Linked DNA regions of Homo sapiens: region 2 is linked to region 1. A link is a loop called in an ENCODE intact Hi-C map of the cell type or tissue named here. Cell type or tissue: heart right ventricle. All regions are shown on one strand. Region 1 overlaps QKI (QKI, KH domain containing RNA binding). Region 2 overlaps QKI (QKI, KH domain containing RNA binding).

Region 1 (5,000 bases):
TTGTACCTCAAGCCCTAACCATCCATCTGATTTAACTTGCCTAGACTAGATTTTCGGATAATGAAGGCATATATAATATTTTGTGTTCAATTTCTTTCCCTCAGTATGACAGCTGTCAGACTCATCCATATTGCTGCATGTCGCTGTAGTTCATCTGTTTTAATGGCTGAGTAGTATGTTATTTATCTATTCTTCTGCTACAGACATTTGATTGTTTCCACTTTTTGGATATGTGAACAGAGCCACTCTGAAAATTCTCATATAAGGCTTCCTTGCAAATATAAGTTTTCATTTATCTTGGATAAATACCTATGAGTAGAGTTGCTGGGTCATAGGGCAGATGAATATTTCCCTTGTATTTGTATGGAAAATATTATGGAAAGATTATTAAAGCACAACAAAGAATGTCTTTACTTTTGAAATGTAAAAGCTCAAAAATAGAACACACTCCTGCTAATAGCTAAAACCTGTGGTATCGGGGAAGTGCCTTGAGAATTTCAGAGTTTTTCAGATTTATAGAAAGATAATACACCACAGATTCTATAACACCCAGCAGAGTCTGGGGGATACGCCCATAATCCAGTCCGTAACAAACAGAAAAATACTCACACTAAGTGGGGTGAAGCAACTATAAACACAGTTTTCTGAACTTCTGGAGGCTTGCAATTAAGGATGACCAATTATGGGTATGTATAAATATATATATTTTAATTTATGCATATTAAGATATAGATATGTCATCAACTATGCCTTTTCTGTTGTTTGTTGTTTTTTTTTTTTTTTTTTTTTGAGGTGGAATTTTGCTTTTGTTGCCCAGGCTGGAGTGCAATGGTGCAATCTCAGCTCACTGCAACTTCGCCTCCTGGGATTCTCCTGCCTCAGCCTCCCAAGTAGCTGGGATTACAGGCATATGTCACTACGCCCAGCTAATTTTTTGTATTTAGTAGAGATGCGGTTTCACCATGTTGGTCAGGCTGGTCTCGAACTCCTGACCTCAGGTGATCTACCCGCCTCGGCCTCCCAAAGTGCTGGGACTACAGGCGTGAGCCACTGTGCCCAGCCATCATCAACTATGTTTAACAGCTATGTTAAAAGGATACAAACAGGTCACGTTTAATGTAATTTATACATTGTTCAACTTTTCTAGACTTAGACACTAGATCTTCATTATCCAATCATTTACGCTTCCTAACAAATGTGTGGTATTGGCAGTGCATTATCCCTGAGGCTCAGGCAGGGTAGGCAGCTTATCCAAAGCCACAAAAGTTCACATTGCAAACCTGGCTTCCAACCCAGAATACCTGATTCAAAGTCCTCATGTTTAACCATTACATTATACCTTCTCCAGTCTTATGATGCCTTTAAGTGGAAGTATCTTTTGAATTCATCAGACCACATGTTAGAAAGTAAGAAAATCATGTTTATTTAGTATTTTTAGATCTATATACTTTTAAAAAAAAACTACAACAAAGTAATCACCAGAGAGCTGAAACAAATGTGTATTTCCAAATCATTAAAACTATGTCAACTAAAAAAATAATTCGAACCACTGCCTATCACAAAGGCCCAAATTCTCCAGCATTCAGGGCATTGAACAGTTTACATGAGCAACCTTGCTTGCAAATGTTTTGCATTAGTCAAAATCATCTGTCCACAATCCCCGAGTAGACCTGGTACTTTCCTCTCCAAGTTAGGCTCCTATTGGAAGCATCCTATGTGTTCCTCAATAACACAGATCATCGTTTTCTCTCAGAGTGCAGGCTTTTTTTTTTTTTTTTTTTTTGAGCTGGAGTTTCGCTCTGTCGCTAGGCTTCAGTGCTGTGGCGTGATCTTGGCTCACTGCAACCTCCAACTCCCTGGTTCAAGCGATTCTCCTGAGTGCAGGCTTTTCTAAGAACTCTCACGCATACTGGTCTTGCTTTTATAAATTCATGCTGCTTATTTTTGGGGTGATCAATCATATATAGCCATGTGCTATCTCAGTTTTTCTATTTTTTGATTTTTAAAGAAATTTATCATGAATTGTATCCATAAACTAACCAATAACCAATAAACCCATGTTCCTTGTAACCCCCAAAGCCTTGCAAAAATGAATGTGCTCAACATATTTTAAAAAATGAATTAGTTTTCTATAAATTTGAAATAATGGGTAGAAAAGGTTTTCCAAACAAAAAAATACATGACTAATTTAATTGAAGAATAACAAATATCAGAGAAAAGAAAAAATGATGAGTGACCACATTTTATGAAGAATTTTGATGCCAATTACCACCTTGATCTGCTCCGACAGCTTTGGCAGACAGAAGATGACAGATAATTTGATTGACTTAAACAAAGGGGTTTATGAGAGGGAAGTGACAAAAAAGGATTTGTCTTTAAAGCCTCACTGTGCTATTTTGTGGATGGACTGCTGGGGGCGCCAGCGTGATTACTGAGATAGGTCATGAGCTTTAACATTGTCCAGGCAACAGAGAGGATGAACTGGACTGGGGTAGAGGTTGTAACAGAGATGAAAAGAGTTATGTTAACCTGACAAGGCATGATGATCAGTTGGACACAGAGGGTAAGGGAAAAGGAGAAATTGAACAATGTTGTTTAGGTTCTTGATTTAAGCAATAAAGTAGACGGTGGCTCCATGTAATGAGATAAAAATTGAGGAATATGGAATCAGAAGTTCTCTCTTGAAAGGTTACATCTGAAATACTTATCTTAAACACCTAAGTGGAGATGTCAGGTACACAGCTGAATATTCATCTGGTTGATCAACTTATTCCAACTTATCCTATACAGCTGGTAGAAAAATATGCTTTCATATTTCTTGAGTTTTTCTCCAAGATGATGTGGCAGTTACTAAGTTCCAAACTGAACTGCCATATGCTTTCCAATGCTTAAGTGTAGGGCTCTACAACTACTACTTCTTTGCCAGCCGGTTTTCTGTGAGGTTCTCAGAACTGAGGCATAGTGTGGGTGTAAAGCAGCCGACCCTGAAGAGCTGGATGAGGGAAAGAGATGTTCTCTTTCCCATGTGCGCTCCTTTCAGCTATGCACTTGCCAGAGGCAGCTGTCTCCTGGCTCCATGCTTCTTTCCCAGCACCTCTAGAACCAGTCTCATCGTGCAGCCCCTTCCCTCCATGCACACCAGAAGCAGCCAGCTAGGGTTCTCCCCTCTGAGCTCCTGAGGTTCTTGAAGTAGCTGAGAGACACCAAGCCAGGGTCTTGGTTTCATCATTACACAGGCTTTCTTCTCTTTTATTCCAGCCCTGGGGTAAAAGATGCTTTTTTTGCAGTCTCTAAATCTGTATTACAGCCTGTCTTTCTCCTTTTTCAGTTCTCAATACCTGTGTAACCAATCAACAACTTTCCACACATAAAGCAAGGTAGAGGGAAAGTGTCAGGCACTTTATTTAACCAGAAAAGCTTAAAACACTCAAACACACACAAATATGATGCTCCTCCTCCATTAAAACTATATAAAACTAACAAAGATTTGTACCTTAGGACAATATGTTCTGCCTCTCTTCAACAAGGTATAAACAGATCCACTGAAAAGTAACAATCTCAGAAAAACAAAAGCCAAGTCTCAATAATAAGTACTTACTTCTTCTAATGCTAAATACGATACAATCTGTGATTTTATTAATAGTAATAGTAATCTTAACAGGCATGATAAACTTCTGAAGGATTTATATGATTCACAACTCCGGCTACATACTAGCATTAGTAGAGCCACATCAATTTATAGATTAAAAAAAAAACACCTCCAAAGTTGATTGTTATTTTAGACGGATATTATTAGATGATATGGTTGGGCTGGAAGGTGGGACATATAAATACCAATTGGGAGTTTAATAGAGCCTTGTTCTACAAAAGAAGATAAAAAATAGGAACCTGAGCTGGGCATGGTGGCTCATGCCTGTAATCTCAGCACTTTGGGAGGCCAGGTGGGTGGATCACTTGAGGTCAGGAGTTTGAGGCTTGCCTGACCAACATGGTGAAACCCTATGTCTACTAAAAATACAAAATTAGCTGGCAATGGTGGTGCACGCCTGTAATCCTAGCTACTTGGGAGGCTGAGGCAGGAGAATCGCTTGAACCCAGGAGGTGCAGGTTGCAGTGAGCCGAGATCGTGCCATTGCACTCCAGCCTAGGCAACAAGAGTGAAACTCCATCTCAAAAAATAAATAAATAAATAAATAAATAAATAAATAAATAAATAAATAAATAAATAAAAATTAAAAAAAAAAAAGAACCTGAAAATTATGACTATCTAAAAATCTCTTAGTTTTGAGAGGTGGGACAGAGAGGCAAAAACTAAGAAAAGTATACCCACTGTGGCGGGAGTGGTGGTGAGGAGGCTTAGAGGTGGGCAGAACCTAAAAGATGTTGTAATGATTGCCTGACAAAAAGTTCTGAAAGTGAAAATATATTAAACTCATTCATATTCAGAATGAGCACTGAGATAGAAAGGTAAAGCAAGATAAATGATGTGCAACTGGGATTATGATGGGAGTTTGCACAGGCTGCGGTGGAAGACCAAATGAAAAGGCCTAGGGAAATAATCACAACAGCTTTAAGAATCTTACGGTAACTATAGATTCCTTCTCTAGAAAACATATATGAGTACGCCGCTGAACCTTCCAACAATATGGATGGGCTTGAACCATGCAGGTCCACTTTTATACAGACATTTTTCTGCCCCTGCCAGCCCTGAAACAGCAAGACCAACCCCTCCTCCTCCTCCGCTTACTCAGTATGAAGATGATTAGGATAAAGAACTTTATGAGGCTGGGCACGGTGGCTCACGCCTGTAATCCCAGCACTTCGGGAGGCCGAGGTAGGTAGATCATGAGGTCAGGAGATCGAGACCATCCTGGCTAACACGGTGAAACCCTGTCTCTAGTCAAAAAATACAAAAAATTAGCCAGGCGTGGTGGCGGGCACCTGTAGTCCCAGCTACTTGGGAGGCTGAGGCAGGAGAATGGCATGAACCCGGGAGGTGG
Region 2 (5,000 bases), 120 kb after region 1:
GCTAGCCCTGCCCTCAAGGTTTTGCAGTAACTCTTTCCCTGCCTTGGAAAGCTTTTCCCCAAAGAGCAGTATGGCTCACACTAACACCTCCTTCAGATTTCTGCTCCAGTTTTTCAAGGAGTCCAACCTTGATCTTCCTATTTTTAAACAGCAACTTGCCTCAATCCATAGGAACACTCCAGATCCCCTTTACCCTTCAATTTTATTTCTATAATTCATATTTCCTAATACATTACTGTACTTGTTTATTGATTATTGCCTGTTGACATTAGAATGTTAGCTGAGAGGGCAGATAGCTTTGTTTTTGCCTTTTGCTATATTTGTAACATCTACATCCTTGGAGAAAAAACACCTTTTGAACAAATATTAGGACTATTAGCACAAAAACACGCAAAGCTCCAAAAATATTTCTTGTAACTTCACTCAAGCATCAATATGGCATCTGCTTGACAATTCTAGCTAGCTTACTCCTCTTCCCTTTAAAGTAATATAAATGCACAGTGCTCTTCTGCAAATGGCTTGGTCTCTTTATTCTGGACTTGAGAAGTTTAGAACACTTTGCTAATAACATATGTTCATTACATCAATGCTAAATTCTTCCAGTGTATCTTACATCAGATGAGAAAATAAAATATACAGGCATCTAAATATGTGCTTAGTCTTGGCTTTAAGAAAAAAACCGAGCCAATAAGGAAAAGGCTGCTCCTGCCAGGATTGCACAAAAGGACTGCAATCATCCACTCCTACTGAGCTTTATCATAAACCCTATATTCATAGCCTGCACAGTCCTAATTAACCCTGTACTCAAAGTATATTTAGTAAAAATATATTCAGAACATAATAAAATAAAAGCTTTTTAATTTCCTAAAAGTAAAAACTTTACAAAATTGAACTGACCTGAATAAAGTATAACCTGTTTTAAAAAAAAAAAACTGTCTTACCAATGATACAATATAATGATTTTTTTCGTATATGCATTCAACAACTATGTATTTTACACCTACTCTGTACCAGGCACTGGCCAAGGCCCTAGGAATATAGTCATGTGCAAATACAGACATGGTCCCAGTTCTATAACAAACTAAATGAACAAAAACTATAGTTGAAGCAGAGTAGCAAAATAAGACCTCTTAAAAGAAACCTCTAAACATACTTCATAACACAAAGAATAATTTTACCTTTTATTGAGTTTCTACATCTCATCATATAACTTAAACTAAGGAAGTTATGCCAATATTAAAAGCATTATGTTGGATTCTACAGTCATTCAGTCTATATGGCTAGGAGATACAAATCCAGAATTCAGAGTAATGAAGTCTAATGTCTTTCCACATAAAAAGCCTCCCCAAGAACTCTGTGGTGGAAGTCAGCATTTTATTCCATTATTATCAGGTAGATTCCCTTACAGGTAAGTAATATTTTCACCTTCATTTCATAGTTAGGAAAGAGAGATTTGGGGATTAAGTACTTTCACCAAAGACCACATAAAGATGAAAATCTAGCTGACTCCAAAAGCTGTATTCTTTTACTCATACCATTTGGCCTCTCCAGCACTACTGCTCCATCCCCAAAGTTAAATTTGGTTGCTGCTAGAGTGAGTGATCATGATAGTGGGAAAAGCAGTGATGACAGATGGTAAGAGCTAGATAGAGAAGAAGGAAAAGATGGGGCAGTGAGTAGAAATTAGAACTATGAATAAAGTAAAGAACAAAAAAGTAGAGACATATACAATGAGGGGGGAAAGGAAATGGTATATTCAAATTAAAAGTGGAATGAAAATCAGACAAGACATTCTCATTTAAGCTTTTCACCATCCATATTTACTCATCCATGAGGACTTCTAAGATTATTCTAGGCCAGGCACAGTAGCTCACGTCTGTAATTCCAGCACTTTGGGAGGCCAAGGCAGGCAGATCACTTGAGATCAGGAGTTCGAGATCAGCCTGGTCAACATGGCAAAACTCAATCTTTACTAAAAATACACAAATTAGCTGGGCGTGGTGGCACACACTTGTATTACCTGCTACTCGGGAGGCTGAGACATGAGAATTGCTCACACCCTGGAGATGGAGGTTGCAGTGAGCCAAGCCACTGTACTCCAGCCTGGGCAACAGAGTGAGACTCTGTTTCAAAAAAAAAAAAAAAAAGGATTCAGGACGCGGTGGCTCATGCCTGTAATCTCAACACTTTGGGAGGCCGAGATAAGTGGATCACCTGAGGTCAGCAGTTTGAGAACAGCCTGGCCAACACGGTGAAACCCCATCTCTACTAAGAATACAAAAAAAAAAATTAGCCATGTGTGGTGGCGGGCACCTGTAATCCCAGCTACTCGGGAGACTGAGGCAGGAGAATCACTTGAAACCAGGAGGCGGAGGGTGCATTGAGCCGAGATCGTGCCACTGCAATCCAGCCTGGGCAACAGAGTGAGACTCCGTCCCCCACCCCCCCGAAAAAAAAAAAAAACAAAAAAAAACCACGAAGGATTATTCTAGAGCGAAAATTCTGAGTTTGATAGAATAAATTCTTTCGCTTGAACAACAAATATTTGTAGGTGTCTGTCATGTAATACATGCTCAAGAATCTGCTATTATTAATGCAGTAGTTCCTATCTTTCTGTGGTATCAGACACTGTGCTGGAGACACACTGGTAAGCCATACAGCCCTTGCCCATGAAGACCTGGCAGTGGGCCAAGCTGTGGAGGTGAAAGAAGATGAAACTGATGATCTGGACCCTGTGCAGGCCTAGGTTAATGTGTGTGTTTGTCTTCAACAAAAAGGACTCAGAAGTAAAAATTAAATAGAAAAGTTCGAAAACAGAAAAGAGCTTATAGAATAAGGATATAAAGAAAATATTTCTGTACAGCTGTATAATGTATTTGTATTTTAAACTGTAATTGTAGTCAAAGGTTTAAAAAATTTAGAAGTTTATAAAGTTATAGTATGTTAAGGTTAATTTATTACTTAAGAAAAATATCTTTTATAAATTCAGGGCAGCCTAAGAATACAATGTTTATTAAATCCACAGTAGTATCCTAGGACTTTCACACATTCACTCACCACTCACTCACTGACTCACCGAGAGCAACTTCCAGTCCTGCAAGCCCCATTTATGGTAAGTGCTTTATACAGGTATACCATTTTTTATCTTTTATACCACATTTTTACTGTACCTTTTCTATGTTTAGAATGTTTCTACGTTTACACAAATACCATTGTGTTATAACTGCCTACAGTATTCAGTACAGTAGCATGCTGTACAGGTTTGCAGCCTAGGAACAAAAAAGGCTATACCATACAGCTGAGGTGTGTAGTAGGCTATACCATCTAGATTTATGCAAGTACACCCTATGATGTTCGCAAAAGGAAATAGCATAATGATGCATTTATCAGAATCTATCACTGTCTTTAAGCAATGCATGACTTTATGTGTATGTGTATATATATCTTTCTCTTTAAAATAATAATAGTACTGGTCATCAATGTCATTATAAATGATGACTGTGATGTAAAATTATATTCTGGAAATACTGTGTTCTGATAGATCTGAAAGACAGTATCTACTGATCTGATCATTATTTATCTGAAATATTATCTGAAATCTGAAAATGGTCTTTTCCCAGACTTTGTAGGCATAAAAAATACTTAGAAAAGACACCTAACAAATGCTGTTTGCAAATGACTTCTCACATGTAGATCTACTATACATAGCAAAAGGAAGGTAGAATGTAACAGGTTAATTTTCCCAACTCATTTTTACTAAGTTCCTCCTTAAAATTCAACCACATAATCCAGAAAACCTTAAAAGCTACTCAAACACAAACCTCACAGTACATTTAGCTTATGAAAATGACCGTCAAATACTTTTCCAACACTCTTTTTAAAAGGTCAGAGCTTTTTCTTCCAGGATCTGACCTTTTTTGGCTTAACCACTTTTCCGGAGTTTAAAATTAGTTTAACCACAAATGAATAATTTGAGGGAAACAGAGATGGGAGGGGAGGGCATTTTAGCGTCTAATACATATTGACACAAGTTTGGAAGGTATATTTGCATTACCGTAATGTAAATTTGCATAACTATAACTCAAACCCTAAAATAGTTATCTAAACAAAAACAAAAAACTGAAAAGCATCACACCTGAAACCCTCAATGTGAAACAGTAACATTACTATGGCTAATTTAGTGATGTCACTGTTCAACACATGATTCTAAAATCCATTCACAACCACTCAAAAATCTCAATTACTTCAGGTGTTTTCCAGACTGTGGCATAAACAATCTTGAACTAAATTATGGCTACATTTCGGGTGTGGATTTAAGCACATAACAAGAAAAACTCTTTTTAAAAAGTAAATCACCACCAGTATCTATGGGAACTGAATTTAGTATCATCTCATAAACAAATAATTATATTCAGCTAATTATACTTTGATAATCGATACACTAAATTTATAGCCTGTTACAGAAAAACAGTAAAATTTTAACATAAGTACTATATGTATACATACATCACTTGTATCATTTAAATTATATACATATATAGCTTATGTATATACCTTATTCTAGCTTCGTGTTACACGTTAAATTGCAACAAATTTTAATTTTCATCTGAAAGTAAAAATAAAGCTTTCCTGGATCAGGAGAACTAGAGTTAAAATAATTAAACTACATCATCTCTCTCACAAAGGCTTTACCTCTGAATTCTCAACTTGCCACAGCTTCCTTCAGCCAAATAAAACAAATGACCAAGTATCTATGTCACCGATAAGGGAATTAAAGAGTTGATTTATTTTGAACTCTCCTCTCCATGGAAATTGAGAGATGGCTAAACATTCAAATGTATCTCCAACATTACATGCTCTTCTCCTATGAATGTAATCATTCTCCAAAAAGTCAGGCTCTTAATTTAGATGGAACTACTTTCAATGAAAAATATACAATTTACTGGTTCTTGCTTTAGCAAGAAAAGGAATACTTCTATTTCTTCTTCCCTTTTTTTTTT

Evidence for each region. Peaks named below come from ENCODE experiments on the same cell type or tissue, not always from the same donor. Only the 100,000 strongest peaks of a DNase experiment are listed, where the experiment ranks them.
Region 2: it touches region 1 in a loop (2.5-fold over the local background); 52 of 110 quality-filtered maps call a loop at or near these places.

The regions. Positions count from the first base shown.
Region 1 is chr6:163,552,293-163,557,292 of GRCh38, reverse strand. All of the region lies in intron 4 of QKI (QKI, KH domain containing RNA binding), which reads right to left. Among named protein-coding and RNA genes, the nearest start is that of QKI, 140 kb to the right of the region's middle. In heart right ventricle, a CTCF peak has its summit at 2,398 (motif pointing right); a DNase peak (open chromatin) is centred at 2,412; H3K27ac peaks cover 2,050 bases.
Region 2 is chr6:163,436,804-163,441,803 of GRCh38, reverse strand. The region is part of intron 1 of QKI (QKI, KH domain containing RNA binding); the gene reads right to left. Among named protein-coding and RNA genes, the nearest start is that of QKI, 25 kb to the right of the region's middle. In heart right ventricle, no CTCF peak of the experiment used is centred here; a DNase peak (open chromatin) is centred at 2,687; H3K4me3 peaks cover 660 bases; H3K27ac peaks cover 1,427 bases.